Linked DNA regions of Homo sapiens: regions 1 and 2 are each linked to region 3. Evidence: read pairs that join two places in POLR2A ChIA-PET (ENCODE). Cell type or tissue: CD4-positive, alpha-beta T cell. All regions are shown on one strand. Each heading gives the region's core, and the rest is flanking DNA. Links, peaks and the distances in the headings are about the cores only. Region 1 holds the start of LOC107987031 (a long non-coding RNA gene). Region 2 has its middle 44 kb from the start of GNAQ. Region 3 has its middle 35 kb from the start of CEP78.

Evidence for each region. Peaks named below come from ENCODE experiments on the same cell type or tissue, not always from the same donor. Only the 100,000 strongest peaks of a DNase experiment are listed, where the experiment ranks them.
Region 1: POLR2A ChIA-PET joins it to region 3 with 6 read pairs; 4 of 35 experiments call an interaction of 5 or more read pairs at or near these places.
Region 2: POLR2A ChIA-PET joins it to region 3 with 5 read pairs; 2 of 35 experiments call an interaction of 5 or more read pairs at or near these places.

The regions. Positions count from the first base shown.
Region 1 is chr9:78,091,735-78,102,108 of GRCh38, forward strand. LOC107987031 (a long non-coding RNA gene) reads right to left here and starts at 5,684. Exons shown (of 3, transcript XR_001746571.1): 1 at 5,601-5,684; 2 at 2,184-2,691; 3 at 1,981-2,020. In CD4-positive, alpha-beta T cell, for the core only: no CTCF peak of the experiment used is centred there; a DNase peak (open chromatin) is centred at 5,967.
Region 2 is chr9:78,070,897-78,081,270 of GRCh38, forward strand. No RefSeq gene overlaps it. Among named protein-coding and RNA genes, the nearest start is that of GNAQ, 44 kb to the left of the region's middle. In CD4-positive, alpha-beta T cell, for the core only: no CTCF peak of the experiment used is centred there; a DNase peak (open chromatin) is centred at 4,175; H3K4me3 peaks cover 860 bases; H3K27ac peaks cover 2,456 bases.
Region 3 is chr9:78,195,974-78,206,347 of GRCh38, forward strand. No RefSeq gene overlaps it. Among named protein-coding and RNA genes, the nearest start is that of CEP78, 35 kb to the right of the region's middle. In CD4-positive, alpha-beta T cell, for the core only: no CTCF peak of the experiment used is centred there; a DNase peak (open chromatin) is centred at 5,348; H3K4me3 peaks cover 598 bases; H3K27ac peaks cover 1,149 bases.

The DNA.
Region 1 (10,374 bases), core at 2,847-7,846, 100 kb before region 3:
ATTTTTAGGCCAGGCGTGATGGCTCACGCTTGTAATCCCAGCCCTTTCAGAGGCCGAGGTGGGCGGATCATCTGACGTCAGGAGTTCGAGACCAGCCTGGTCAACATGGTGAAACCCCATTTCTACTAAAAATACAAAAATCAGTGGGGCGTGGTGGCACATGCCTGTAATTCCAGCTATGTGGGAGGCTGAGGCAGAAGAATCTGTTGAATCTGAGAGGCGGAAGTTGTAGTGAGCCGAGATTGCACCACTGCATTCCACCCTGGGCAACAAAGTAAGACTCCATCTCAAGAAAAAAAAAATTTTAAAGATTGACTTTTAAGACTTCAGTTTATACACTGTATAACATTTTATTAATGGTATTTGACATCTGCAAATAGAGCTATTAGGTTAAAAAAAAGTGGAGCATTTATTTACCCTTTAAAAATAGGTACACACACATAAACATACTAGTCAATATCTTCTGGACCTCAGAAATTCTCTCTAGCTTAAGAACTAGAAAGGACCACTTCTTAAAACAAGAATTTCTCAGCAGTTTTATCTCCAGATTGGCCTTTATAGGGTGTGAACACGTTAGAATTTGATTCATAGGAACATTTACATTGACCTTTTGCTAAGTTTGCTTTGGAAATGCACAAGATATGATGGATCTTAGCATTAGTAAACGCTTTTAATAAAAAATAAATTCCATTTCTCCTGGGGATAAGAGGTCATATTCTTTATTTGAACAATGTTAGGTAGCTATAAGTAAATCACACAGAAATCACTGATTAAAAAAGAACTTAAATCCCCTTCCCACTCTTTGAATGTGCCAGTCCACATTAAGAGACTCCCTCCCTCTCGGATGAAAGGCTGATGTGAGACAGTCACAATCTATTCTCTGTTGAAAAATACTCACTTTTCTATAGTGACACACGTGTTGTAAAACACTGTCAAACATACCAGATTACTGGATTCTTAGAAAAACCCCGTGAGTTGGGCAGGCCCAGGGTTAATATTGCATTTTATAGAGGGGTTTGGCATGTCAACTTCTCAGATTGTCCCCCCAGGGATGCCCACTTTTTGGCATTTATGTCCTTGTGTAATTCTGTCCCCTTGAGTGTGGGCTGGGCCTAGGGACTTATACCTAATGAAGAGAATATAGCAAAGGTGATTGGATGTCCCTTTGATGATTAGATTAGAAAAGACTGCGCTTTGTATCGCAGAAGCAGATTCTCTTCATTGCTTCTCAGCTTGCATTCTTGCAGGAAGCAAGCTACCATGTTGGGGAGGCCCGCATGACAAGGAACTGAATGCTACCAACAACCATATGAGCATAGAAGTGGATCCTTCTCCAGTGAAACCTTGAGATGACTACAGCCCAGCCAAGTACTTGATTACAGCTTGTGGGAGACTCTGAAGTACAGAAGCCATCTAAGTCCTGTCTAGATTCATGACCCAAAGAAACTACACGATAATAAATGTTTATTGTTTAGTAAACATTTAACAAATGTGTAAATTTGTGGCAATTTGTTTTGCAGCAATAGATAAGTAATACCAGAGGTAAACTGAGGCAGAGTGTAACCTATCTGTGGAAATATTAAAACACGGTAAAAAATTCTTTGACACTCTTGCCATCCAGGAGTGAGTTCTATGTCCCCTTTATTTGCATCTGGGCAGGCATTTTATTGCTTTCATCAATAGGTTATCCTGGAAGTGATGCTATGTGACTTCCAAGGCTGAGTTGTAGAAGACCATTCAGCTTCTACCTTGATTAAAATACTCACTTTTGGGCTAGGCATACTGGCTTTTGCCTGTAATCCCAGCACTTTGGGAGGCCAAGGCAGGAGGATTGTTTGAGTGCAGGAGTTTGAGACCAGCCTGGGCAATGCAATGAGACCTCATCTCTACAAAAAATAATAATAACAAAAAATTACCTGGGTGTGGTGGTGTGCGCCTGTGGTCCCAGCATCTTAGGAGGCTGAAATGGGAGGATCACTTGAGCCTGGGAGGTTGAAGTTGCAGTGAGCCATGATTGTGCCTGGGTGACAGAGCAAGACTTTGTCAAAAAAAACAAAAAATGAAAGAGAGAGAGAGAAGGGAAAAAGAGGAAAGAAGAAAGAGAGGGAGGGAGGGAAGAAGGAGGGGAGGAAGGAAGGAAGGAAGGAAGAAAGAAAGGAAGGAAGGAAAGAAATAGTACTCACTTTTGAAGCCCTGAGCTGCCGTGTAGAAAGTCCAGTTATCCTGAGGCTGCCATGCCATAAAGAAGCCCACGCCATTGAGGAACCAGTACACAGCCCAGGGTTCTCACAGTTGAGCCCCAGCCCAGGTAGCCAACAAGTAAGTGAAGAAGCCTCTAGATGATTCCAGTCCCAGCTATTTAAGTTTTCCCAACCAAGACCTCAGATATTCTGGAGCAGAGACAAGCCATGCCTACAGTGAACTATTTGAATTCCTAACCATGGGATTTCTGAGCATAATGAGATGGTTGTTGTTTTACTTTACTGATTTTGGGGGTAGTTTTTACACTGGAGCAGGCAGCCGGATCACTGCCTAATGTCAGGCAGCTTGTACGTAGAATTGGAGCTTAGATCCAGGTTCTCTTCAGCATTCTTTCCAGCACACCAGATGTTGCCTTTATGTTTCTTTCCACTTGTTATGAGAGAATCTCTACTACAGCAGTGATCAACGTTGGCAGCATATTGGAATCACCTGGAAAGCATTAAAAATACTAATGTCTGGGTCCTGTCCCCAGAGAACCTGACTATTTGATCTGGGGTAGAGCCTAAACACCTGATTTTTATAAAACTTCCTAGGTAGTGCTAACATACAGCTACGTTTGAGAACCACAGCCCTATAACATGCTAAGCAATGCAAATGATCATACCTGGCAATATTAAATCAATTCTCAATAGTCCATCCTAATGGAATAAAGCAGAGGCACATAGATTCCAAAAGAGCAGCTTATTTTGAAATCATGGTTCTATTATATACAGATTATGTGGGAGTGTGTGTGCACAAATGTGCATGTGAGCACCACTGTGTGTCTTTTGGAGGCTGAGGTTAGTTTTCTAATATGTGTATTCCAGGCAGTGTGCTAAGCACCAGGGGTTACCATAGCGCTAAAGCCTAATATGTTTACACTACAGGAACTTACCTTCCAATAACAAGAGAAATAAGAGAGCCTTGGAATTTAAGATGTCCTAGACTGTGGAAGTATTATTATTCCACTGCTCTAGATTGAATGTTTGTGTTCCCCTAAATTCACAAGTAAGGCCTAATCCCTAGTGGGATAGTATTAGGAGATGAGGCCTTTGGGAAGTGATTACATGAAGAGTGGAGCCCTCATGAATGGGATTAGTGCCCTTACAAAAGAGACACCAGAGAGAGCCCTTGCCCCTTCCACCATGTGAGGACACAGCAAAAACGTGGCCATCTATGAACCAGGAAGAGGGCCCTCACCAGACACTGAGTCTGCCACCACCTTGATGTTGGACTTCTCAGCCTCTAAAACTGTAAGAAATAAATTTATGTTGTTTATAAGCTATGAGTCTATGGGATTTTTTTTTTTATAGCAGCCAGAATGAACTAAGACACCTACTTAATAGGAATCATCACATACGGCAATTGTAGCAAGTAGAAAACCATGAGGTCATGTTGAAACAACAGTGCTGAGCATTGGTTAATCTCACTGATTACCTAAATGATTTGATTCTGGATGCCAGGCTCATAACTCTCAAAAGTCAAAATTGTGTGTCAGATAAAATGATAAATAGTTACAGGTCACAGACTTTCAGGGTTCAGGGTTGCTTGTAAGTTTTTGTTTGTTTGTTTGTTTGAGATGGATTCTCACTCTGTCACCCAGCCTAGAGTGCAATGGTGCCATCTCGGCTCACTGCAACCTCTGCCTCCCAGGTTCAAGAGATCCTTCTGCCTCAGCCTCCCGAGAAGCTGGGATTATAGGTGTGAGCCACCACGCCTGGCTAATTTTTGTATTTTTAGTAGAGACGGGGTTTCACCAGGTTGACCAAGCTGGTCTTGAACTCTTGACCCCAGGTGACCCCCTCCTCCTCAGCCTCCCAAAGCTTGTAAGTATTTAGAACCACAAATATTAACATTCTTGAATACTGAGGGTCTACTAAATCCTGTGAACTATAATTCAATGTGTAATTTAGCAGTATGCTCTCAGAGAAGGGACACTTGCTTTTTTTTTTGTGATTTGTTTTAAACAAGAAGTTTTAAAAAACATGACTTAATGCTGGGTGCCGTGGCTCACATCTCTGATCCTAGTGCTTTGGGAGGCGGAGGCAGGCGGATCACCTGAGGTCAGGAGTTCGAGACCAGCCTAGCCAACATGGAGAAACCCCGTCTCTACTACAAATACAAAAATTAGCCAGGTGTGGTGGCACATGCCTGTAGTCCCAGCTACATGGGAGGCTGAGGCAGGAGAATCGCTTGAATCCAGGAGGCAGAGGTTGCAGTGAGCTGAGATTGCACCACTGCACTCCAGCTTGAGCAACAGAGCGAGACTCCATCTCAAAACAAAATAAAACAAAACAAAACCATGATTTAGAGGGTAAATGATCTAGGATGCTTTCTTTTATCTTAGTGTGCCTATGATATATAGAGAATTACTCTACATGAAAGCTGCATATTAAAAAGCTATAAAATTGTTCATATTTTCAGAGATAAAAGAAAATCATTGAAATTTTGTAATCAAACAACGTAAACTGTCAAGCAATGGGAGAAAATGACTTACTGTACTTAGTGGTTGAACAAATATGCTTTGAGGGGAGAAAGGTGGTATTATCACAGAAACTCAATCTCAATTTGATTAAGTCACAGAATGACCATATAGAGTATACATATATGTATGTGTGTAAGTACACAAGTGTATGTGTGTGTGTGGCCATTTCTAAGCTCATATATTTATGTACCATGAAGAAATAGGAAGGAGAAAATTCTCCTGCATTAGCTGAGATATGGCCCAACTAGATCATGGTGTCTAATTGTAAGTGGACTGCTGTTCATGGAAACATGGTCCTAAGATAAACAGCAGGATCTTCTTTTAGTGGATGCCACCTGTGTGCCAATGGAACACATTGGTTCTATCTTCACCTCCCGCTTCCAAGTCTGCAAGCCTCTGTGTTTCATTGACTAGCTGCCCATTAAATCATAGTTTGTCATTTACTACATGCTTTCCCTAGGTGTTAGCCTTAAATTGTGGCCAAGAATCATTCTACTTTACCAACTTTAAACTTTGACATCTTTAAGCATTTAAGAAAAATGCAATTATTTCTCATTTCCAACTTCAGAAGGACTGTTCAAGTTCACAATGGTGAAATGGGAAGCCATGAATCTCACCCTACTGCTTGAGCAAGCCTTCACAGAAAATATACTTTTTGAGCTGGTCCTCGAGGAAGCCCGCTGGAAACTATCAGAATTTTCTAAAACACACAGTGCAAAGCTTTAAGAAAGTTTGTATCATAGTTAGGGAATTAAGTAAAACTGGTAAAAATTAAATCCCATTACAAGACAACTATATATGTCAAAAATGCTTACATATTTGGCAAGTGCTTGGTATACGTAACTTATGCTATGAATTTGGAAAAGAGAGATACCTCCATCAGATGGAGTGGAGTTGAAGCACACAGACTCTAGCAGAACGTTGAACTTTGTGGAAACTTACAGGGGAAGAGGAACTGCAGTAGAAGTAAAGAAAAAACAAGGTCTAAGAGCACAATACACCCCTGACAGAGCGGAAGAATCATTCAAAAGAGTGGGGATGGCTTGATATCACCACCTTGGAGTAGATTCATAGAACTTAACAAGCTATACAATTTGCTAATCCATAACCATCTACTCCAAAGTCAATGGCAGTATTCTGCTTTTTGGAGGCTGCCACTTTCATTTCTATTCATCAGTTCCTCTTCCGTTAATTTGCCTTACAGCTGCATTTCCACAAGAAAGGGGGTTTGTGAGCATCAGGCAGGAAAAAAGAGAGAGAACTGGCTGGTTATTGCTGCTAATGACTCATTGTCTTGCTGTTAAGCAGAAAAGAGATGCCCTGATCTGTTCATGCCTTTCAGCTTTCTATCTACGCTAAATTCGTTTCCTATTTTTCTAGGCAATTTCTTTGACAGCTGTGCAGCAGTCAAATTAAGAGGGATATTGTTGTGATAATTAAATGCTTTTTGGTTCCTATTGCTCCTTATTGCACCTCCTTCTGTGGCAGTACACAGTGCGGAAGGTGGAATTGCTCTGGAAGCTGGAATTAGTCTGCTTTCCATGAGAAGTGAGAACAAGCTTCATAAAAATCATTTGTGAAGCAAGTGAAACTTAAATACACACATATATACATAAGCCACAAATAATTAAATACATGAAAAATTTGGAAGAGGTGTTGGGGAGCAGGATAAAGCAACAAATTTGATTTTATTTTCAGTTTGCAGGGACCTTAATCTCTAAAAGTTTTTTTTACCTCCCTTACAGGTCCTGATGTTCTGGTTTGGAAAAGAAATGTGTGGTCAATGGAATCCACAGACATGTGCTTAGGGCTGGTTCAGATAACCTGCTCTGCAGATCTTTATGGGATGACAGGGACCATTGCTTTGATGTATCATTGATTAATAAAAGAAAGCTGCAGAGCAACAAGTGTAGTATGACCATTTAAAAACGATTAAAAACAAAACTATATGTATGTATGTATCTGCCTATCTATCTATCTATCTATCTATCTATCTATCTATGTAGCAAGCATAGCAAAATCTGGAAGAATGCCACCTAATTGCTAATAGTGGTTAAAACGGGAGAGAATTTGGTAAGGATGGGATGGAGACAATGAGGAAGGATGACATATTTTATTTTACATATTTCTGTTTTGTCTGAATTGTTTGCAATTCATTACCTTTGAAATTTAAAGATGGCTCCTAAAGATAATAAGTAAATAAATCATCAGTTAGCATCTAAAATACAAAAGTGAATTGCTTTAAATGACAGCATAATGATTTTTTTTTTTTTTTAGACAGAGTCTTCCTTAGTTGCCCAGGCTGGAATGCAGTGGCGCAATCTCGGCTCACTGCAACCTCTGCCTCCCAGGTTCAAGTGATTCTCCCGCCTCAGCCTCCTAAGTAGCTGGGATTACAGGTGCGCACAACCACAGCCCAGCTAATTTTTGTATTTTTAGTAGAGACCGGGTTTCACCATATTGGTCAGGCTGGTCTTGAACTCCCGACCTCAGGTGATGCACCTGCCTTGGGCTTCCCAAAGTGCTGGGAGTACAGGCGTGAGCCACTGCACCCAGTGATTTTTTTTATAATGATAAATTAACTGCCTTGATCTCACTATGATGTGTTTATAAAAGCTTATGAGGAAAAAATTACAAATGTGTGTGGTCGTAACAATAATTTCAATGGCAAATGTCTTGTTTATTGGAAATGACTTGGAAAGAATAGGAGATAAACTATGAAGATGATGGTGTGCACAATAAAAGACTTGGGATATAACTGTAATATTATCGCAAATGTGCATCTGAGGTGATTAAAAACAAAAACAACTGGCTGGGCACAGTGGCTCATGCCTGTAATCACAGCAATTTGGAAGGCTGAAGTGGGAGGACGGTTTAAGCCCAGGAATTCAAGACCAGCCTGGCAACATAAGGAGACCTTGTTTCTATAAAAAAGAAAAAACAATTAGCTGGGCATAGTGATATGTGCCTCACTCTGGGTGACAGAGTGAGACCCTGTCTCAAAAGAAATTAAAACAACAACAACAACAACAAAAACTGCCTGCTTGACTGGATATTGGGTGCATTGCTTCAAAATGTAAATTCAATTTAGCAGACATTTGTGATTGCCTATTTTTATGGACTGAATTATGTTCCAACCCCCATCTCCCACCTCCAAAATCCATATGTTAAAGCCTTAAACCCTCACCCTCAGTGTGACTGTTTGGAAATAGGGTCTTTAAAGAGGTAATTAAGGTTGAATGAGAGCTCAAGTGTAGGGCCCTAATTCAAAAGGACTGTCTTTTTTTTTCTTTTTTTTCTTTTTGAGATGGAGTTTTGCTCTGTTGACCAGGCTGGAGTGCAGTGGTGCAATCTCGGCTCACCACAACCTCTGCCTCCTGGGTTCAAGCGATTCTCCTGCCTCAGCCTCCCGAGTAGCTGGGACTACAGGCATGTGCCATCATGCCCAGCTAATTTTTGTATATTTAGTAGAGATGGGGTTTCACTATGTTGGACAGGCTGGTCTCAAACTCCTGACCTTGTGATCCGCCCACCTCAGCCTCCCAAAGTGCTGGGATTACAGGCGTGAGCCTCCGCGCCCAGCCTTGGACTGGCATTTTTACAAGAACAGGAATAGGTATCAGGAGTCATCATGCACAGAGGAAAGGCCCTGTGAGGACACAGAGAGGAGGCAGCCATCTCCAAGCCAGGAAAAATGGTCTTCCCAGAAACAAGCCCTGCTGGCACCTTAATTTTGGACTTCCAGCCTCTAAGACTGTGAGAAAGTACATTTCTGTTGTGTAAGCTACCCAGTGTGTGGCATTCTGTTTCAGCAGCCTGAGCAGAGTAATACATCTACCACACCACTTGCAAGTTATGGTGCAGGAGTTGGCGAAGGGTTATAGAAATAAACAAGGTAAGGCTGGATTCTGTCCCCTAGAGAAGCATAGGAGCACATGTGAGACGAAGAACATGACTCTGGAGCTAGATTGCACTGTGTGACTTTGAGCAAGTTACTTAAATTCTCTGAGCATCAATTTCCCATCTCCAAATTGAGGATGATAATAATATGTAGGTATGTTATGAGGATTAAATGCTTACTGTTTACAGAGGACCTAGAACAGTGTCTGACACACAGTAAACACAATATAAGTATTTGATTAACAAATAGATGAAAGCTTTGTACATTGGAAAAAAGGACACGAGGTCAGAAATATGAAGAATAACGTTAAATAATTATGACTTGCTGATAATTTTCATGTAATATATCAGATAAGATTACATACTCCCTTCAAAAAATGATAGCACATCTCCTTTAATGTAAAACCAAACTATAATGTTACAAAAGAAAATAAAATTAATAATAATATATCAATATTGGTTTATTAATTGTGACAAATATACAGGAAAAAATGTTAGGAGAAATTGGGTGTGGGGTGTATGAGAACTCTGTACTATCTTTGCAAAAATTAAGTACATTGAAAGATATTCTAAACTAAAATTCTATTTTTTAAAAAAGAATATATGGCTCATGACTGTAATCCCAGCACTTTGGGAGGCCAAGGCGGGTGGATCACAAGGTCAGGAGATCTAGACCATCCTGGCCAACATAGTGAAACCCCGTCTCTAGAAAAATACAAAAATTAGCTGAGTGAGGTGGAACGCGCCTGTAGTGCCCAGCTACTCGGGAGGCTGAGGCAGGAGAATCGCCTGAAGTGGAGGTTGCAGTGAGCTGAGATCGCATCACTTCACTCCAGCCTGGCAACAGAGCGAGACTCCCTCTCAAAAAAAAAAAAAAAAAAAAAAAAGAATATGAATTAAGGAGTAATTATTTACTTCACAGAAATGTTGATTGTTAAATGACAGAATTTAAGAGCTGAGTCACAGTAATCTTGAATTCACCTTGTCTATTTTACAGAGGAGTGTTGATTTAGGCTTGCTTCACACGTGGCTAATTTTCAAGATCAAATTCACACAGGAAAACAAGGGGGGCAGAAAGACAAAGCACTAACCTAGAAGGTGAGGTGCATCATGTTTCACTCAATGTGGCCGTGGCTCAGGCACATCACAGTAACAGTTCTGGACCTCAGTTTTTCATTGGTTACTTTCACTCTAACATTCTTGATTCTAAACTTGATGTGCATCTACATCACAACATAAGGCAGCTCTGGGGAGCAGGCTCTAACTGATGCTTTCTCCAAGCCCCTAGAAGCTATGCATATGCAGTTTGTGTGCCAATTTCTGAGTGTGTGTGAGGAAATGCAGGGGTGAATCGATGGACAAATAACTAGACAAATATATTTGTTTTAAAGACTCAACATTGAGGACCAAGTTTTCATAGTGAATACCATTCAGCAAGTCGATTAATCAGATTTGGATAGGAGTAAATGTGGGCAAACCTTGACAATAAAATATTTACTGAAAGTCTGCAAGGGGAAGATGACATTCTAAATAGGTACATGCTATATGTTATTAACAGATCAAATTTGATTTAGAAAAGGAGAGATCTGGAATTTCCTATAAAAGCAAGAAAGACTATGAACTAACGCAAGAAATTTTGAAGCTGAAGGAAAGAAAGCTTATAAAGAGTTCAAGATAATGGGGCCTGATGCTGGCTGATGTTGAAGAAATGCTGTTACCAATAGCAGGCAGACCTGGATCTGACAGCC
Region 2 (10,374 bases), core at 1,898-6,897, 130 kb before region 3:
TTTGACATTACAGTGTAGGAATGAAAGTTTCTCAGCACTGCCAGCCTGTCACTTGTCTGCATTTTTGACTCTGAACATATATGACCACCATATACAGTTGCACAGGTTATACACTACACAATACTAGTAGTGCCATTCACTATGTGGGGGTCTGTAAATAGGCATTTTCTCTGTTGCTTTCTTCTCTTCTTAATATTCTTTTTTGTTTTTTGAGATGGAGTTTCACTCTTGTTGCCCAGGCTGGAGTGCAATGGCACGATCTTGGCTCACTGCCACCTCTACCTCCTGGGTTCAAGTGATTCCCCTGCCTCAGCTTCCCGAGTAGCTGGGATTATAGATGCCTGCCACCACATCCGGCTTTGTGTTTTTAGTAGAGACGGGGTTTCACCATGTTGGCCAGGCTAGTCTCAAACTCCTGACCTCAAGTGATCCACCTGCCTCGGCTTCCCAAAGTGCTGGGATTACAGGCGTGAACCACTCATGCCCAGCCTTCTTTATATTCTTTATTACCTCTGGAATTAAAGTTGGCTCATCATGGGTGTTATTATATATAATTTAAAAATATTCCTATCTGTGAAATGTTGAAGTGTAAAGTCAGTATTCTACTTTTAGTTTCCCCTATAAGATGAGAATTCATAAACAAGAATCTCCCTGTATATATTCATGGCCCAAATGACAATGGATCGGATTACATCAAATTCTTAAGAATTTAAGAATGTAATAACTTAAGGTTATTTTCTGTAAAGTTATAAACAAAAGTATATCAAACAATTTTGCAGATATTAGAATTATGGTCTAATCTAATCTTGAATAACATGCTATTTATTATTTAAATTTTTATAAGATATATTGGCTCAAAAAGTATGATACTCTTCTTGGATGTTTCCAGCTATTTTCCTCTCTTAATATTCTTAAGCATCAATCTATATTCCTGTTCATCTAAGTATTTAAAAATTGTTTTGTGCTTTTGTATATAATTTTAGTGACATTAACAGTTGTCTTTAATTCTCATAGCATGTTAACTTACTGTAATAAATATGCATCTATTTCAACTAATAAAACTCCAATATATAAAGCACATAAGGGTAATTTTCACTTTAAGTTACATGTTGAATGAAAGAAAATATTTAGACAGTCATAAAAATATCTGAGTGGTAGATCTTATTGGCATAACTGAAGTTGTTATGCTGGTTATGTGTGATGGTGGAGTACCTGAATATATGATCATTGGTCATTGACGACGTTAAAAATATGAGGAATGAGAGTGAAAAGAGCAATCAGCTTTCTAGCTTTCCAAAGGCAAAGATTGAAACCAGAGCCAAAGAGCAAATTTTGGCAGAATATCAAGGCAGAAGTCAACATAAGTGTATCTATACTCATTGTCTGAAAATATTACTCTTCTGCATAAACTTAAAGATAAGTGCAGTGTGACTATTATGTATCTATAAAAATTTTAAATAAAAATAATAAGTGTATTATTCTGTAAAAACTCATAGACATTAGGGCAGAAGAAGTAGCTAAGATGTACTGAGAACTTACTATCTGGTTAGTATGCTGAAAATTTTACTTTTCATTATCCAGTTTAATCCTTTGACAACCATGAAGTCTGTATTATTATTATGCCCAGCTCATCGATGAGGAAATTGGAAAATAAATTTTAAAAAGATTATACTCATTGTGGGAGATCCATTCCAGTTTAGTTTAATCTGTGTGAGATGAGTCAACCCACTGAGATCAGGAATTTGCCATAGGCACCAGGTTTCCACAGAGAGAAGGGAGAGAAAAATGAACGTGTATCCACATCAGGGCTCATAATCTAACCTAACAGCTAGGAAGTGTGGGGCAGAGTGAAGGCACAGGGAATGTAGGTCAAAAGCAAGAAGTGGGATTGATGAGACCAGAGAGCAGGAGACAGAGTTAGGAAGCAAAGCTCCAGTTTCCTGAATAGATGTTTTTCACATTCCTGCAGCCATTACCTTGAGTTCTGCTGTTCTTATCTCTTTCCTGGACCATTGCTCAAGACTAGAGATGAGAATCTTAAACTTAGGTGGAGAGGCTAGAGAGTATATAATGCAAAGGTCTCAAAGAGTCAAAATGACTCAAACATTTCCCACCTAGCACAGCATATATGGTTTCGCATATGCAATCTAACTAAACATGAAAGTTTGAGAACTACTGAGCTAACATCAAAGCAGGAAGAAAAAGAAAGTCCATATGTCCGAGTGGTCATGCCAGGCTAGCTTTAAGATGACTATCAATTCCCATGTGTTGATGGCAAATAGGTGGGGAGTTCCAAAGTGTTTATTTGGTTTCATTAATATTAAACCTCTGTACCTTTAATGCATGCTAAGAGATTTTTTCTTTCTTGTTCTGGTTGTAAGGATTAAGAAGTCACATCTTACAAGGGGATTCAGTTGTAAAGTCTGAGCGTAAATTAAACTAAAGTTGCTGTTCTCTCAACTGTCTGAAATTTTCTGTCTAGAATGCAAATCTGATTACATCAAATTCCTGTATAAAATCCTTCCATTGACTGAGCTGCTGATCTTTGATGTCATTGCCAGAAATTACAAGGGACAATAGATGGATCAAAAGGCCAACCCCATCCCCAGTGGAGAGATGTTCCACGGCCCTTCCTCCCCGACATATAAACATGTGACCTGAGGGGCACTGCTGGGTCATAGTCTGGGATGTGGATCCCTTTACATTAGTTAAGCTACATGGACAGCTCAGCTAATGGCTACAGCCTCAATCACCATAGACGGTATAGTCCAAGGTGCCCTGACATCAGGAATAGTATATGAATTTGTATGGCTCATATTGAAACAAGGGTGTGCCAGTCCATGTGTTTGTACACTTACAAGAGAATTTGGTGGGGTGTGGGTCAGGAGTTGTTCACATTTGGGAACAGCTATTGATGGTGTCAGGCGTGAGCCTTTTTAAAATCTGGCTCCTGTCAACTCTCTGACATCATCCTCTGCGCCTACCCACGCTCATCGTTTACTCTCACCACGTGGAGCAGCCTGTGCCCTGGACAGCTCCTCCATTCCTTCGCACACTCAGCACTTCCTTCTGCAATTCTCTTCCTCGGTCTTCCCTTTAGAACTTTTATTTGATGATCACCTCAAATGACTTTTCTACCAATTGTTCTTTCCTGATCTACTGCTCCTCTCTAAAGCCCGGTTTCTTCTTCTTTTGACATCTCACTTAAGTCAAAAGTCATTTTTCTTAACTGTAATTCAACTATTTGCAGGAAGGAAGGAAGAAAGCAGGGGGGATGGTAAGAGGGGAACTGGAACAACAGGCGGAAGGAAGTGGGGAGGGAAAGAAGGAAGCTAGGCGGGAAGCAGGGAGGGAGGAAAGGTGGAGAGAAATAGTTTAGGTTGGGGGATAAAGACTATTTTAAGTGTAATCTGTGAGGCTGGTTTCTCTACGGGTAGATCAGAGGGTCAAAAAGATTATTTCTCCAGCTATAGCTCTTCACTGTCCAGAAGTCCATAAAGTTTCCTCTAGAACATCTGAAGTCATGCATCACTCATTTCTCAAGGGTTTCTTACAACCTGTTCCCATGTCTAGTCAGGTTTGCATTTTCAACTTTTTTTTAATTTTCAGAAGTTTGGCTCTATTCTCTGTGAACATTGACCCTGGCCTTATCAAGACGAGAGAGAGCTTTCAACTCCACCCTGCCCTGAAATACTCATAAAGCCTCCTACATGACTTTAACTGTGAAGGTAACCATGTTCTTTCCTCCTCTCTTCATCTTCCAGGAATGGGCAATAAGAGGATTTCTTTGGCAGAGCAAACATCCCTTCACTTATTTATGAATTCACACATCCCCTCATCCATTCACTCACTCACTCAGCAAACATTCATGGAGTTGTCCTAAATGGAAGTCATTTGCCAGGAGCTGCATCATCAACTTAGCTTAGAGATATGAATCATGCTTTGAATCTTCCTTTCAAAGACACTTTTCTCTTGCCCTCTTCCTGTCACAAAAACCCACATAACTGTTTGTTATCTTATTTCCTTTGCTGGTCTTTGTCTTTTGTTTCGGAACAATTTTTGATTAAAAAGAAAAATTTAACCAGACAACAATGGCCTGGGATTTGGATCCCTTTACATTAGTTAAGCCACATGGACAGCGTAACCTAATGGCTGCAGCCTCAATCACCACAGATGATGTAATCCAAGGCAACTGATGTGGCTGCAAAATAGAGGACTACTGGCTGCAATAGGCAGCCATGTCAGTTGTGGGAGCATCTATTTAGTGCTGAATATACTTTTCAAACTTTAAAGCAAACTTTTGCTAAGTATCCCTTCTCTAAGCCAGTGCTTTAGAAACGTTTTGCCACACCCATTGGCAGGAGTGCTTTGTTCCTTCAGTTTTCTATTTTAGGTTTTTGTCTCCCAGAAAAAGTGCTGTCATGGGATGTGATTTCAGGTAGTCTGTTTGAGGTGATTCCAGGATCCATCAGTAAGGGAGTGAGAAAGTGAGACAGTTAAGGGAAGGAAGAAAAAAAAAAAAAAAGGCAGACTATGTAACTGGTGGCCACCTGATGTGAAATCTCACTGGGGGATTCCTTTTTTAAAAAACTGACTGCAGGTGGAGCCAAGATGGCCGAATAGGAACAGCTCCAGTCTACGGCTCCCAGTGTGAGTGATGCAGAAGATGGGTGATTTCTGCATTTCCAAATGAGCTTTGAAGAGAGTAGTGGTTCTCCCAGCACGCAGCTTGAGATCTGAGAACGGACAGGCTGCCTTCTCAAGTGGGCCCCTGACCCCCGAGTAGCCTAACTGGGAGGCACCCCCCAATAGGGGCAGACTGACACCTCACACGGCCAGGTACTCCTCTGAGACAAAACTTCCAGAGGAATGATCACGCAGCAACATTTGCTGTTCACCATATCCACTGTTCTGTAGCCTCCACTGCTGATAACCAGGCAAACAGGGTCTGGAGTGGACCTCCAGCAAAATCCAACAGACCTGCAGCTGAGGGTCCTGACTGTTAGAAGGAAAACTAACAAACAGAAAGGACATCCACACCAAAACCCCACCTGTACGTCACCATCATCAAAGACCAAAGGTAGGTAAAACCACAAAGATGGGGAAAAAACAGAGCAGAAAAACCGGAAACTCTAAAAATCAGAGTGCCTCTCCTCCTCCAAAGGAACACATCTCCTCACCAGCAACGGAACAAAGCTGGATGGAGAATGACTTTGACGAGTTGAGAGAAGAAGGCTTCAGATGATCAAACTACTCCGAGCTAAAGGAGGAAGTTCGAACCCAGGGCAAAGAAGTTAAAAACCTTGAAAAAAAATTAGATGAATGGCTAACTAGAATAACAAATGCAGAGAAGTCATTAAAGGACCTCATGGAGCTGAAAACCAAGGCATGAGAACTACATGATGAATGCACAAGACTCAGTAGCCAATACAATCAACTGGAAGAAAGGGTATCAGTGATGGAAGATCAAGTGAATGAAATGAAGTGAGAAGAGAAGTTCAGAGAAAAAAGAGAAAAAAGAAACAAACAAAGCCTCCAAGAAATAAGGGACTATGAGAAAAGACCAAATCTACGTCTGATTGGTGTACCTGAAAGTGACGGGGAGAATGGAACCAAGTTGGAAAACACTCTGCAGGATATTATCCAGGAGAACTTCCCCAATCTAGCAAGGCAGGACAACATTCAAATTCAGGAAATACAGAGAATGCCACAAAGATACTCCTCAAGAAGAGCAACTCCAAGACACATAATTGTCAGATTCACCAAAGTTGAAAGGAAGGAAAAAATGTTAAGGGCAGCCAGAGAGAAAGGTCAGGTTACCCACAAAGGGAAGCCCATCAGACTAACAGCTGATCTCTCAGCAGAAACTCTACAAGCCAGAAGAAAGTGGGGGCCGATATTCAACATTCTTAAAGAAAAGAGTTTTCAACCCAGAATTTCATATCCAGCCAAAATAAGGTTCATAAGTGAAGGAGAAATAAAATACTTTACAGACAAGCTAATGCTGAGAGATTTTGTCACCACCAGGCCTGCCCTACAAGAGCTCCTGAAGGAAGCACTAAACATGGAAAGGAACAACTGGTACCAGCCACTGCAAAAAGATGCCAAATTGTAAAGACCATTGAGGCTAGGAAGAAACTGCATCAATTCACGAGAAAAATAACCAGCTAACATCATAATGACAGGATCAAATTCATGCATAACAATATTAACCTTCAATGTAAATGGGCTAAATGCTCCAATTAAAAGACACAGACTGGCAAATTGGATAAAGAGTCAAGACCCATCAGTGTGCTGTATTTAGGAAACCCATCTCATGTGCAGAGACACACATAGGCTCAAAACAAAGGGATGGAGGAAGATCTACCAAGCAAATGGAAAACAAAAAAAGGCAGGTGTTGCAATCCTAGTCTCTGATAAAACAGACTTTAAACCAACAAAGATCAAAAGAGACAAACAAGGCCATTACATAATGGTAAAGGGATCAATTCAACAAGAAGAGCTAACTATCCTAAATATATATGCACCCAATACAGGAGCACCCAGATTCATAAAGCAAGTCCTTAGAGACCTAAAAAGAGACTTAGACACCCACACAATAATAATGGGAGACTTTAACACCCCACTGTCAACATTAGACAGATCAATGAGACAGAAAGTTAACAAGGATATCCAGGAATTGAACTCAGCTCGGCACCAATAGACATCTACAGAACTCTCCACCCCAAATCAACAGAATATACATTCTTGTCAGCACCACACTGCACTTATTCCAAAATTGACCACATAGTTGGAAGTAAAGCACTCCTCAGCAAATGTAAAAGATCAGAAATTATAACAAACTGTCTCTCAGACCACAGTGCAATCAAATTAGAACTCAGGATGAAAAAACTCACTCAAAACCGCTCAACTACATGGAAACTGAACAACCTGCTCCTGAATGACTACTGGGTACATAACGAAATGAAGGCAGAAATAAAGATGCTCTTTGAAACCAATGAGAAAAAAGACACAACATACCAGAATCTCTGGGACACATTCAAAGCAGTGTGTAGAGGGAAATTTATAGCACTCAATGCCCACAAGAGAAAGCAGGAAAGATCTAAAATTGACACCCTAACATAACAATTAAAAGAACTAGAGAAGCAAGAGCAAACACATTCAAAAGCTAGCAGAAGGCAAGAAATAACTATGATCAGAGCAGAACTGAAGGAAATAGAGACATAAAAAACCCTTCAAAAAATCAATGAATCCAGGAGCTGATTTTTTTGAAAACATCAACAAAATTGATAGACCACTAGCAAGACTAATAAAGAAGAAAAGAGAGAAGAATCAAATAGATGCAATAAAAAATGATAAAGGGGATACCACCACCAATCCCACAGAAATACAAACTACCATCAGAGAATACTATAAACACCTCTATGCAAATAAACGATAAAATCTAGAAGAAATGGATAAATTCCTCAACACACACACCCTCCCAAGACTAAACCAGGAAGAAGTTGAGTCTCTAAATAGGCCAATAACAGGCTCTGAAATTGAGGCAATAATTAATAGCTTACCAACCAAAAAAAATCCAGGATCAGATGGATTCACAGCCAAATTCTACCAGAGGTACAAGGAGGAGCTGATACCATTCCTTCTGAAACTATTCCAATCAATAGAAAAAGAGGAAATCCTCCGGAACTCATTTTATGAGGCCAGCATCATCCTGATACCAAAGCCTGGCAGAGACACAGCAAAAAAAGAGAATTTTAGACCAATATCCCTGATGAACATCAATGCAAAAATCCTCAATAAAATACTGGCAAACCGAATCCAGCAGCACATCAAAAAGCCTATCCACCATGATCAAGTGGGCTTCATCCCTGGAATGCAAGGCTGGTTCAACATACGCAAATCAATAAACATAATCCAGCATATAAACAGAACCAATGACAAAAACCATATGATTATCTCAATAGATGCAGAAAAGACCTTTGACAAAATTCAACAACCCTTCATGCTAAAAACTCTCGATAAATTAGGTATTGATAGGATGTATCTCAAAATAATAAGAGCTATTTATGACAAACGCACAGCCAATATCATACTGAATGGGCAAAAACTGGAAGCATTCACTTTGAAAACTGGCACAAGACAGGGATGCCCTCTCTCACCACTCCTATTCAACATAGTGTTGGAAATTCTGGCCAGGGCAATCAGGCAGGAGAAGGAAACAAAGGGTATTCAATTAGGAAAAGAGAAAGTCAAATTGTCCCTGTTTGCAGATGACATGATTGTATATCTAGAAAACCCCATCTTCTCAGCTGAAAATCTCCTTAAGCTGATAGGCAACTTCAGCAAAGCCTCAGGATACAAAATCAATGTGCAAAAATCACAAGCATTCTTATACACCAATAACAGACAAACAGAGAGCCAAATCATGAGTGAATTCCCATTCACAATTGCTTCAAAGAGAATAAAATACCTAGGAATCCAACCTACAAGAGATGGAAGGACCTCTTCAAGGAGAACTACAAACCACTGGTCAATGAAATAAAAGAGGACACAAAAAAATGGAAGAACATTCCATGCTCATGGGTAGGAAGAATCAATATTGTGAAAATGGCCATACTGCCCAAGGTAATTTTTAGATTCAATGCCATCCCCATCAAGCGACAAATGACTTTCTTCACTGAATTGGAAAAAACTACTTTAAAGTTCATATGGAATCAAAAAAGAGCCCGCATTGCCAAGTCAATCCTAAGCCAAAAGAACAAAGCTGGAGGCATCATGCTACCTGACTTCAAACTATACTACAAGGCTGCAGTAACCAAAACGGCATGGTACTGGTACCAAATCAGAGATATAGACCAATGGAACAGAACAGAACAGAACAGAACAGAACAGAGCCCTCAGAAATAATGCCACATATCTACAACCATCTGGTCTTTGACAAACCTGACAAAATCAAGAAATGGGGAAACGATTCCCTATTTAATAAATGGTGCTGGGAAAACTAGCTAGCCATATGTAGAAAGCTGAAACTGGATCCCTTGCTTACAACTTATACAAAAATTAATTCAAGATGGATTAAAGAATTAAATGTTAGACCTAAAACCATAAAAACCCTAGAAGAAAACCTAGGCAATACCATTCAGGACATAGGCATGGGCAAGGACTTCATGTCTAAAACACCAAAAGCAATGGCAACAAAAGCCAAAATTGACAAATGGGATCTCATTAAACTAAAGAGCTTCTGCACAGCAAAAGAAACTATCATCAGAGTGAACAGGCAACCTACAGAATGGGAGAAAATTTTTACAATCTACTCATCTGACAAAGGGCTAATATCCAGAATCTACAATGAATTCCAACAAATTTACAAGAAAAAACAAACAACCTCATCAAAAAGTGGGTGAAGGATATGAACAGACACTTCTCAAAAGAAGACATTCATGCAGCCAAAAGACACATGAAAAAATGCTCATCATCACTGGCCATCAGAGAAATGCAAATCAAAATCACAATGAGATGCCATCTCACACCAGTTAGAATGGCGATCATTAAAAAGTCAGGAAACAACAGGTGCTGGAGAGGATGTGGAGAAACAGGAACACTTTTACACTGTTGGTGGGACTGTAAACTAGTTCAACCATTGTGGAAGTCAGTGTGGCGATTCCTCAGGGATCTAGAACTAGAAATATCATTTGACCCAGCCATCCCATTACTGGTTATATACCCAAGGGATTATAAATCATGCTGCTATAAAGACACATGCACACGTATGTTTATTGTGGCACTATTCACAATAGCAAAGACTTGGAACCAAGCCAAATGTCCAACAATGATAGATTGGATTAAGAAAATGTGGCACATATACTCCATGGAATACTATGCAGCCATAAAAAATGATGAGTTCATGTCCTTTGTAGGGACATGGATTAAGCTGGAAACCATCATTCTCAGCAAACTATCGCAAGGACAAAAAACCAAACACTGCATGTTCTCACTCATAGGTGGGAATTGAACAATGGGAACACATGGATATAGGAAGGGGAACATAACACACTGGGGCCTGTTGTGGGGTGGGGGAAAGGGGGAGGGATAGCATTAGGAGATATACCTAACGTTAAATGACTAGTTACTGGGTGCAGCACACCAACATGGCACATGTATACATATGTAACTAACCTGGATGTTGTGCACATGTACCCTAAAACTTAAAGTATAATTAAAAAAAATTTTAAAAAACCAAAAAAAAACTGACTAATAAAAATTGCATATATGGCTGGGCACAGTGGCTCATGCCTGTAATTCCAGCACTTTGGGAGGCCGAGGCAGGTGGATCATCTGAGGTCAGGAGTTTGAGACCAGCCTGGTGAACAT
Region 3 (10,374 bases), core at 3,229-8,228:
CTGGCTTCTACCCACTAGATGACATTATATTATGTCGTCTCTTATCCCTTAGAACCCTCCTAGAATCTGTTTAACTATTGCCCCCAGAAGTCCCTGAAGTGAGTCACAACAGTATATTAAGTTAACTTAAAGGTTGCAGATTATTTAAGGGAAAAAATTCACTCCTATTCTATTTTCTATTTCCTGTGCACAATCATGATGTTCAGACTGGCTCACTGGAGTTTATTCCACAAGCCTAAGTAATGCAATAAAGAATGCCCCAAACTTGAAACAATATGAACATTCTCCCATTTAATTCACTAGAGAGAAATTAAAGCTGAGAAACAGAATCTATCTCCTTTGGTTGAAATTAAAATCTAAAAGAAATTATGGTCTCTTATTCTCACCATCCTCACTTCTTATTTTCTTTGCTCTCAGCTGGAGTTGCTAAACTCAGATGGAGTTTCAATTCCTTTTTCAGAAGCTGTGGCCTGGAACATCTTCCGCTGGGATGGGTGGAGCTCCCTCAAACACCTCTAAAACAGGACTAATCCAAACCCATTTGTCTCACCACTCTGGTTTTCTGACACTCATAAGGATCAGCAGAACATGCAAGAACATCAGTGGGTTAGCCTATGCCCACAAAATAAAGCAAATAAGGAGTCATGACAGCAGTTTGCTTCCAAGCAAAGTTATTCCTCTAGATTTCAGCAGATGGTATAATCGAGACCGCCTTGCTGTTGGCAGTCAAAGAACATAGCAGACACTCAATGTTTTCTTGGGAAAGGTGGGTAGACAAAGAAAACAAGAGAGAGAAAATAGAAGACATGTTTCAGATTCTGCCTGTCTTGACTGTATGACGAACACCTGTTTCATGAGATGATCACATTCCATTTTGGGGTTTGAAGCAAACCTGCATCCTGGAGGCACAGTGTTTGGGCACAAGCTTTTAAATTTCCTCTTCAGCTCTTGAATTTTTAAGAATGACACTGAGTTTTTTCCTCTACATCAACCTGACTAATATATGGGTTTCCAATTCTCTTTACATATTCATTATTTAAAACAAGATCACCCTTATGCCAACCCCTAGCTCCAGCCCACCACAATTGATCCCACAGACTGGACTCACATCTAAGATTTGAGCTTATGAAATGAACAAGTTAGAACCGGCACGAGACCATATGCTGGTGGAGACCATGATGGGGAGGGGCCAGGTGGTAAATTTCAGGACCTAGGGACAAGCCACTTGAATCCAAAGCTGAATTCCACAGTGATTTTCTTTTCCTTGACTTCTCTTCAAAACAGCAAAAAGAGAAACTAGATTTGGAACTAACATTCTAGTGTACTGAGAATTTAAATTCCAAATATTTTACACATTAGTGTTCTCAAGTTCTTAGGAATGAAATGACTTTTACAGATTAAAATACTGGCCCACCATCCTGCCTGAGAAATACAATAAAGGGGAAAAAAAGCTCTGGTGAAAAATTCTTTAAAAATTACTCCTCTTGCCAGACCTAAAACATTTATATATGGAAGTTCCGTTTTGAGATGAGCATTTTCTGGCTCCAAAGTCTCTCTTTTCCTAAAAACTAATATTAATTTGAGTTACAGTATCAGCTGTCACAGGTGCACCAAGGACCTCATTCTTCCCTATGTGATACTTTGCCCCCAATACTCATTCTTATGTAGATATCCACATGACCCTCACTGGTAGTCAATATGTATGGGCTTTGGGAAGGAGGGATTTTGTATGCTGTAATGATGGCATTACTGCCAAGAATCAAAGGGTCCTTTCTGGATGCTCACTTCTCCCCCTTGTGGGACTTCAGACCAAATATATGCAAGAAGCAATAACCAAATAGAAAACAAAATAATTTTCTATTATTGTTTTGTTGTCCAGGCCTGGAGTGCTTGACGTCAATATAAATAGAAGCAAGAATCATATACAACCATAAACCTATACTTGTGTATTGTGCAGGCCTGAAGATATGCCACCATACTTCAAAAACCCTCAGGGATTTCTGGAAGATCCAAGAGGGAAAAGATTGATGACAAAACCCATGAGAGCTGAGCAACTCTCAACTTCCTATGAGAAAAAAAGTGAATACTACAACAAGAGCCTTGGAATATTCCCAAACTCAGAAATAGTTGTAGTTAAGAGAAAGAGTTACTCATGAGAAAACTGATTGCATGAAAGAGGCTCTAAACTCAACAAATACAACTAATCTTCATGGACGTAGAGTCAATACGGAGAATAGATGAAAAATATAGACAGTAACTTTAGATGAACTTGGCAAGACATGCTATCAAGGAAAAGAAGGCTATTGTGAAAAATAAGCACTCAGGAATTTTGTAAATTAAAGACATAATTGCTGAAACACAAAATTATACTCGATGAAGGGCTGAGTAGCAGGAAGGACACTGCTGAAGACAGAATTAGTAAAGTGGAATGTCAATCTACCTTATTTGTGCAGAATGTGTAAAAGATAAAAAATGAAAGATGTTAGAGAAAAGATAAGAGACTCAGAGGATAGATCCCTGGTGCTCTAATGTCTCAGCTTTAGGAGTAGAATGAAAGAAAGAAAGAATCAAAGAATAGAAAAATCTTCCTGCCTTGGGAAAAGCCTTGAACATTCAGATTAGAAGGTTTGTCTACTAAATGGTAAGCCAGAAAAATAATTAAAAATACCTATAAAAATAGTGAAAACACCTACAAATGCCTAGTAAAATTTTAAGTACAAAATGAATATCCTATGTTACTCAGAGAGAATAAAAAAGTACAAAGGAGATAGAATCAAATTGATCTGTAACTCATTTAAAGTACAGTATGCAAGAGGGAGAAGGAATATGTCCTCAAATTTCTGTGGGAATTCTGGTCCACAGTTCTTCTTTAATCTAAAGCAGTATTTACGGATGATTGAGGAAGAAACATTTTCCATAAAATTTATCATCCGTAATTATTTTATAAAAAATTAAGAAAGAATGTGCTCCAGGAAGAATAAAGAGAGGTAACACATGGAAGAAAAGAAGCAGTAGTGAGCAAAAATATATCACTGTATCTAAAAAATTGGGGCTTCTTTCTTTTTTTTTTTTTGAGATGGAGTTTCACTCTTGTTGCCCAGCCTGTTGTACAGTGGCACCATCTCGGCTCACTGCAACCTCCGCCCCCCAAGTTCAAGCGATTCTCCTGTCTCAGTCTCCCAAGTAGCTGGGATTACAGGAGTGCACCACCATGCCTGGCAAATTTTGTATTTGTAGTAGAGATAGGGTTTCACCCCATGTTGGCCAGGCCGGTCTCAAACTCCTGACCTTAGGTACTCTGCCCGCCTTGGCCTCCTAAATTGCTGAGATTACAAGCATGAGTCACCATGCCCAGTCTTCTTTCTTTCGAGATGGAGTCTTGCTTTGTTGCCTAGGCCTGGAGTGCTTAATGTCAATATAAATAGAAGTATAATATAAAGAAAATTTGATAACTAAACTTAAATTTCTACATCTTTTCAGAAAAACATGGATGGTCTTGGAAGCAGTGCTTGGGTAGGGTTGTACTGGGAAGATTAGAGAGAGGTTATGGATCCTGAAGATTTTTCATGCTGATAGAAGAATGTAATTTAACATTTTTATTAAAGATTAATTGTTTAGGAACTTTTTAAGAAAAATTTTGAATTCTGACACATATCTGTCCAAAAAGTTTTCAGATAAGAGATTTTGGACCTACAAGTAATTTTTAAGGTATGGCAACAGTTTTTCTGTCATGGTATATAAGTGCTGTGTTCTGGATAACATTAAAAATTACTTCAAGATAGTGTTCTGCAACTGAGTCATAAAAAGATACTCTTCCCTGCCCCATAAAAGCTATCTTTGTTAAAAGACTACTAGATCAGTGTTTCCCAAAGGGTGGTCTGAGGACCACCTGCCTCAGATGCTCTGAAATGCATTACAGATTTTGGGCCACATTGCAAACTTTCTAAATAAGCTTCTGTGAGTGAGGCTTGGAATTTGAGGTTCATCTTCCTTGGAACTCCCAAAGTTCTTTACATATATCTTCCTTATGTCATTTACCTCCCTCTGCTTTGTGTTTTGTTTTTGTATTATCTCTTCTCCATTACAAGATTCGAAGGTCATCAAGGCAGCAAACATCCTTGAATACTCTGCAGCTTGTAGCATATTGCCTTTTGCAGAGATATGCACTGACATACACAATTGTTTCTTCACAACATTATCACCTGTCGAAGTCCAAAAGGAATTGGTTTGTTCAAATAGAATCCTGTGCAAAGAGTTATTTCAGTAAATGTTTGGAAATGAGGGTTTTTTTTTTTGTTTGTTTGTTTTTGCTATTTTTGTTGAAAACAAAAGATGAATTATGGAAAACACTACCTCACCATGATCATTCTCCATTAAAGTTGAAGTTGTTTAAATTTAAGCATATGTAAACTGAATGCATTAATACAATGAAAATAAATACCCTATTGTATCTACAAAGGAGAGGGTGTAAAATAGATTATGGGAGAAATATAACCTCCTCCAAAATAAGCAGAGTGATATACCCTAGAAGAAATTCCAGACCTTGGCCATGTAGTCATCCTCAATCCTTTTTCATGGTTAATGCCAACAGTAGAGGGGATATGTTTGTAGCTTCCTTGTAGATCCTAGACCCAAGAAAAGATGAGGGGAATAGTGAGGTAAAGAACTATTTACCGGGGGAGGGCTGGCAAGATAGTCAAATAGGAAGAGATCCAGTCTGCAGCTCCCAGCAAGACCAACGCAGAAGGTGAGCGATTTCTGCATTTCCAACTGAGGTACCCGGTTCATCTCACTGGGACTGGTTAGACAGTGGGTACAGCCCACGGAGGGTGAGCAGAAGCAGGGTGGGGCGTCACCTCACCTGGGAAGAGCAAGGTGTCAGGGAACTACCTCCCCTAGCCAAGGGAAGCTGTGAGGGACTGTGCTGTAAGTGCTATCTGGCCCAGATACTATGCTTTTCCCATAGTCTTCGCAACCTGCAGACCAGGAGGTTCCCTTGGGTGCCTACACCACCAGGGCCCTGGGTTTCAAGCACAAAGCTGGGCAGCCATTTGGGCAGATACCAAGCTAGCTGCAGGAGTTTTTTTTCATACCCCAGTGGCACCTGGAATGCCAGCAAGACAGAACCGTTCATTCCCCTGGAAAGGGGGCTAAAGCCAGTGAGCCAAGTGGTCTTGCTCAGTGGATACCACCCCCACGGAGCCTAGCAAGCTAAGATCCACTGGCTTGAAATTCTCACTGCCAGCACAGCAGTCTGAAGTCAACCTGGGATGCTTGAGCTTGGTGCGGGGAGGAGCGTTCACCATTACTGAGGTTTGAGTAGGCGGTTTTCCCCTCACAGTGTAAACAAAGCCTACAGGAAGTTCGAACTGGGCGGAGCCCACCGCAGCATGGCAAAGCTGCAGTAGCCAGACTGTCTCTCTAGATTCCTCCTCTCTGGGCAGGGCATCTCTGAAAGAAAGGCAGCATCTCCCTGGGACAGAGCACCTGGGGGAAGGGGCGGCTATGGGCACAGCTTCAGCAGACTTAAACGTTCCTGCCTGTCGGCTCTGCAGAGAGCAGCGGATCTCCCAGCACAGCCCTCGAGCTCTGCTAAGGGACAGACTGCCTCCTCAAGTGGGTCCCTGACCTCCGTGCCTCCTGAGTAAGAGACACCTCCCAGCAGGGGTCGACAGACACCTCATACAGGAGAGCTCTGGCTGGCATCTGGCGGATGCCCCTCTGGGATGAAGCTTCCAGAGGAAGGAACAGACAATCTTTGCTGTTCTGCAATCATTGCTGTTCTGCAGCCTCCGCTGGTGATACCCAGGCAAACAGGGTCTGGCGTGGACCTCCAACAAACTCCAGCAGACCTGCAGAAGAGGGGCCTAACTGTTAGAAGGAAAACTAACAAACAGAAGGCAATAACATCAACAAAAAGGATGCCCACACAAAAACCCCATCTGAACCCCAACAGCAAAGACCAAAGGTAGATAAATCCATGAAGATGAGAAAAAAAACAGTGCAAAAATGCTGAAAATTCCAAAAACCGGAATGTCTCTTCTCCTCCAAAGGATCACAACTCCTTGCCAGTGAGGGAACAAAATTGGACGGAGAATGAGTCTGACGAATTGACAGAAGTAGGCTTCAGAAGGTGGGTAATAACAAACTCTTCTGAACTAAAGGAGCATGTTCTAACCCAATGCAAGGAAACTAAGAACCTTGATAAAAGGTTATAGGAACTGCTAACTAGAATAAGCAGTTCACGGGAGAACATAAATGACCTGATGGAGCTGAAAAACACAGCATGAGAACTTCATGAAGCATACACAAGTGTCAATAGACGAATCAATCAAACAGAAGAAAGGATATCGGAGATTGAAGATCAACTTAATGAAATAAAATGTGAAGACAAGATTAGAGAAAAAAGAATGCAAAGGAACGAATAAAGCCTGCAAGAATATGGGATTATGTGAAAAGATCAAATCTATCTCTAATTGGTGTACCTGAAAATGACAGGGAGAATGGAACCAAGTGAAAAACACATATCAGGATATTATCTAGAACTTCCTCAACCTAGCAAGACAGGCCAACATTCAAATTCAGGAAATACAGAGAACAGCACAAAGATACTCCTTGAGAAGAGTAACCCCAAGACACAAAATCATCAGATTCACTAAGGTTGAAATGAAGGAAAAAATGTTAAGGGCAGCCAGAGAGAAAGGTTGGGTTACCCACAAAGGGAAGCCCATCAGACTAACAGCAGATCTCTTGGCAAAAACCCTACAAGCCAGAAGAGAGTGGGGGCCAATATTCAACATTCTTAAAGAAAAGAATTTTCAATCCAGAATTTCATATCCAGCCAAACTAAGCTTCATAAGCGAAGAAGAAATAAAATCCTTTACAGACAAGCAAATGCTGAGAGATTTTGTCACCACCAGGCCTGCCTTACAAGAGTTCCTGAAGGAAGCACTGAAATATGGAAAGGAAAAACCAGTACCAGCCACTGCAAAAACATGCCAAAATGTAAAGACCATCGACACTATGAAGAAATGCAACAATTAATGTGCAAAATAACCAGCTAGCATCATAATGACAGGATCAAATTCATGCATAACAATTTTAACTTTAAATGTAAATGGGCTAAATGCCCCAATTAAAAGACACAGACTGGTAAATTTGACAAAGAGTCAAGACCCATCTGTGTGCTGTATTAAGGAGACCCATCTCACATGTGAAGACACACATAGGCTCGAAATAAAGGGATGGAGGAACATCCACCAAGCAAATGGAAAGAAAAAAAAAAAAAAAAAAGCAGGGGTTGCAATCCTAGTCTCTGATAAAAAAGACTTTAAACCAACAAAGATCAAAAAAGACAAAGAAGGGCATTACATAATGGTAAAGGGATCAACGCAACAAGAAAAGCTAACTATCCTAAATATATATGCACCCAAGGCAGGAGCACCCAGATTCATAAAGCAAGTTCTTAGAGACCTACAGAGAGACTTAGACTCCCCACAATACTAGTGAGAGACTTTAACACCCCACTGTCAATATTAGACAGATCAATGAGACAGAAAATTAATAAGGATATTCAGGTTTTGAACTCAGCTCTGGACCAAGCGGACCTAATAGACATCTACAGAACTCTCCATCCCAAATCAACAGAATATACATTTTTCTCAGCACAACATGGCACTTATTCTAAAATGGACAACGTAATTGGAAGTAAAACACTCCTCAGCACATGCAAGATAATGGAAATCATAACAAACAGTCTCTCAGACCACAGTGCAATTAAATGAGAACTCAGGATTAAGAAACTCACTCAAAACCACACAACTACGTGGAAACTGAACAATCTTCTCCTGAATGACTACTGGGTAAATAATGAAATTAAGGCAGAAATAAATAAGTTCTTTGAAACCAATGAGAACAAAGACACAACGTACCAGAATCTCTGGGACACATTTACAGCGGTGTGTAAAGGGAAATTTATAGCAGTAAATACCCACAGAAGAAAGCAGGAAAGATCTAAAATTGACACCTTAACATCACAATTAAAGAACTAGAGAAGCAAGAACAAACAAATTCAAAAGCTAGCAGAAGACAAGAAAAAACTAAGATCAAAGCAGAACTGAAGGAGAGAGAGACACGAAAAACCCTGCAAAAAATCAATGAATTCAAGAGGTAGGTTTTTGAAAAGATTAACAGAGTAGACTGCCAGACACAGTAATAAAGAAGAAAAGAGAGAAAAATCAAATAGACACAATAAAAAATGATAAAAGGGAGATCGCCACTGATCCCACAAAAATACAAACTACCATCCAAGAACACTTTAAACACCTCTACGCAAATAAACTAGAAAATCTAGAAGAAATGGATAAATTCCTTGACACATACACCCTCTCAGGACTTAACCAGGAAGCAGTCAAATACCTGAATAGATCAATAACAAATTCTGAAATTGAGGTAGTAATTAATAGACTGCCAACCAAAAACAGCCCAGGACCAGATGGATTCACAGCCAAATTCTACCTGAGGTAAAAAGAGGAGCTGGTACCATTCCTTCTGAAACTATTCCAAACAACAGAAAAAGAGAGACTCCTCTCTAACTCATTTTATGAGGCCAGCATCATCCTGATACCAAAACCTGGCAAAGACACAACAAAAAAAGAAAATGTCAGACCAATATCCCCGATAAGCATCAGTGCAAAAATCCTCAATAAAATACTGGCAAACTGAAACCAACAGCACATCAAAAAGCTTATCCACCACGATCAAGTTGGCTTCATCCCTGGGGTGCAAGGCTGGTTCAACATATGTAGGTAAATAAACGTAATCCATCACATAAACAAAATCAATGACAAAAACCACATTATTATCTCAATAGATGCAGAAAAGGCCTTCGATAAAATTCAACACTGCTTCATGCTAAAAACACTCAATAAACTAGGTATTGATGGAATGTATCTCAAAATAATAAGAGCTGTTTATGATAAACCCACTGCCAATATCATAACGAATGGGCAAAAGCCAGAAGCATTCCCTTTGAAAACCTGCACAGGACAAGGATGCCTTCTCTCACCACTCCTATTCAATATAGTATTGGAAGTTCTGGCCAGGGCAATCAGGCAAGAGAAAGAAATAAAGCGTATTCAAATAGGAAGACAGGGAGTCAAATTGTCTCTGTTTGCAGATAACATAATTGTATATTCAGAAAATCCCTTCATCTAAGCCCCAAAACTCCTTAAACTGATAAGCAACTTCAGCAGAGTCTCAGGATACAAAATCAATGTGCAAAAATCACAAGCATTCCTATACACCAATAACAGGCAAACAGAGAGCCAAATCATGAGTGAACTCTTATTCACAATTGCTACAAAGAGAATAAAATACCTAGGAATACAATTTACAAGGGATGTGAAGAACCTTTTCAAGGAGAACTACAAACCACTGCTCAAGGATATAAGAGAGGACACAAACAAATGGAAGAACATTCCATGCTCATGGATAGGAAGGATCAATATCATGAAAATGGCCATACTACCCAAAGTAATTTATAGATTAAATGCTATTTCCATCAAGCTACCATTGACTTTCTTCACAGAATTAGAAAAAACTACTTTAAATTTAAATTTCTTTTTTTTTTTTTTCTTTTTTTGAGACGGAGTCTCACTCTGTTGCCCAGGCTAGAGTGCAGTGGTGCGATCTCGGCTCACTGCAAGCTCCACCTCCCTGGTTCACGCCACTCTCCTGCCTCAGCCTCCCAAGTAGCTGGGACTACAGGAGCCCGCCACTAAGCCCGGCTAATTTTTTTTGTATTTTTAGAAGAGACGGAGTTTCTCCATGTTAGCCAGGATGGTCTCTATCTCCTGACCTTGTGATCTGCCTGCCTTGGCCTCCCAAAGTGCTGGGATTACAGGCATGAGCCACTGTATCCGGCCAAAACTACTTTAAATTTCATATGGAACCAAAAGAGCCCGTATAGCCAGGACAATCCTATGCAAAAAGAGGCATCATGCTACCTGACTTCAAACTATACTACAAGGCTACAATAACCAAAAGAGCATGGTACTGGTACCAAAACAGATATTTAGACCAATGGAACAGAACAGAGGCCTCAGAAATAATGCCACACATCTACAACCATCTGATCTTTGACAAATCTGACAAAAACAAGCAGTGGGGAAAGGATTCCCTATTTAATAGATGGTGTTGGGAAAACTGACTAGCCACCTGTAGAAAACTGAAACTGGACCCCTTCCTTACACCTTATACAAAAATTAACTCAAGATGGATTAAAGACTTAAATGTAAGACCTAAAACCATAAAAACCCTAGAAGAAAACCTAGGCGGTACCTTTCAGGACACAGGCATGGGCAAAGACTTCAT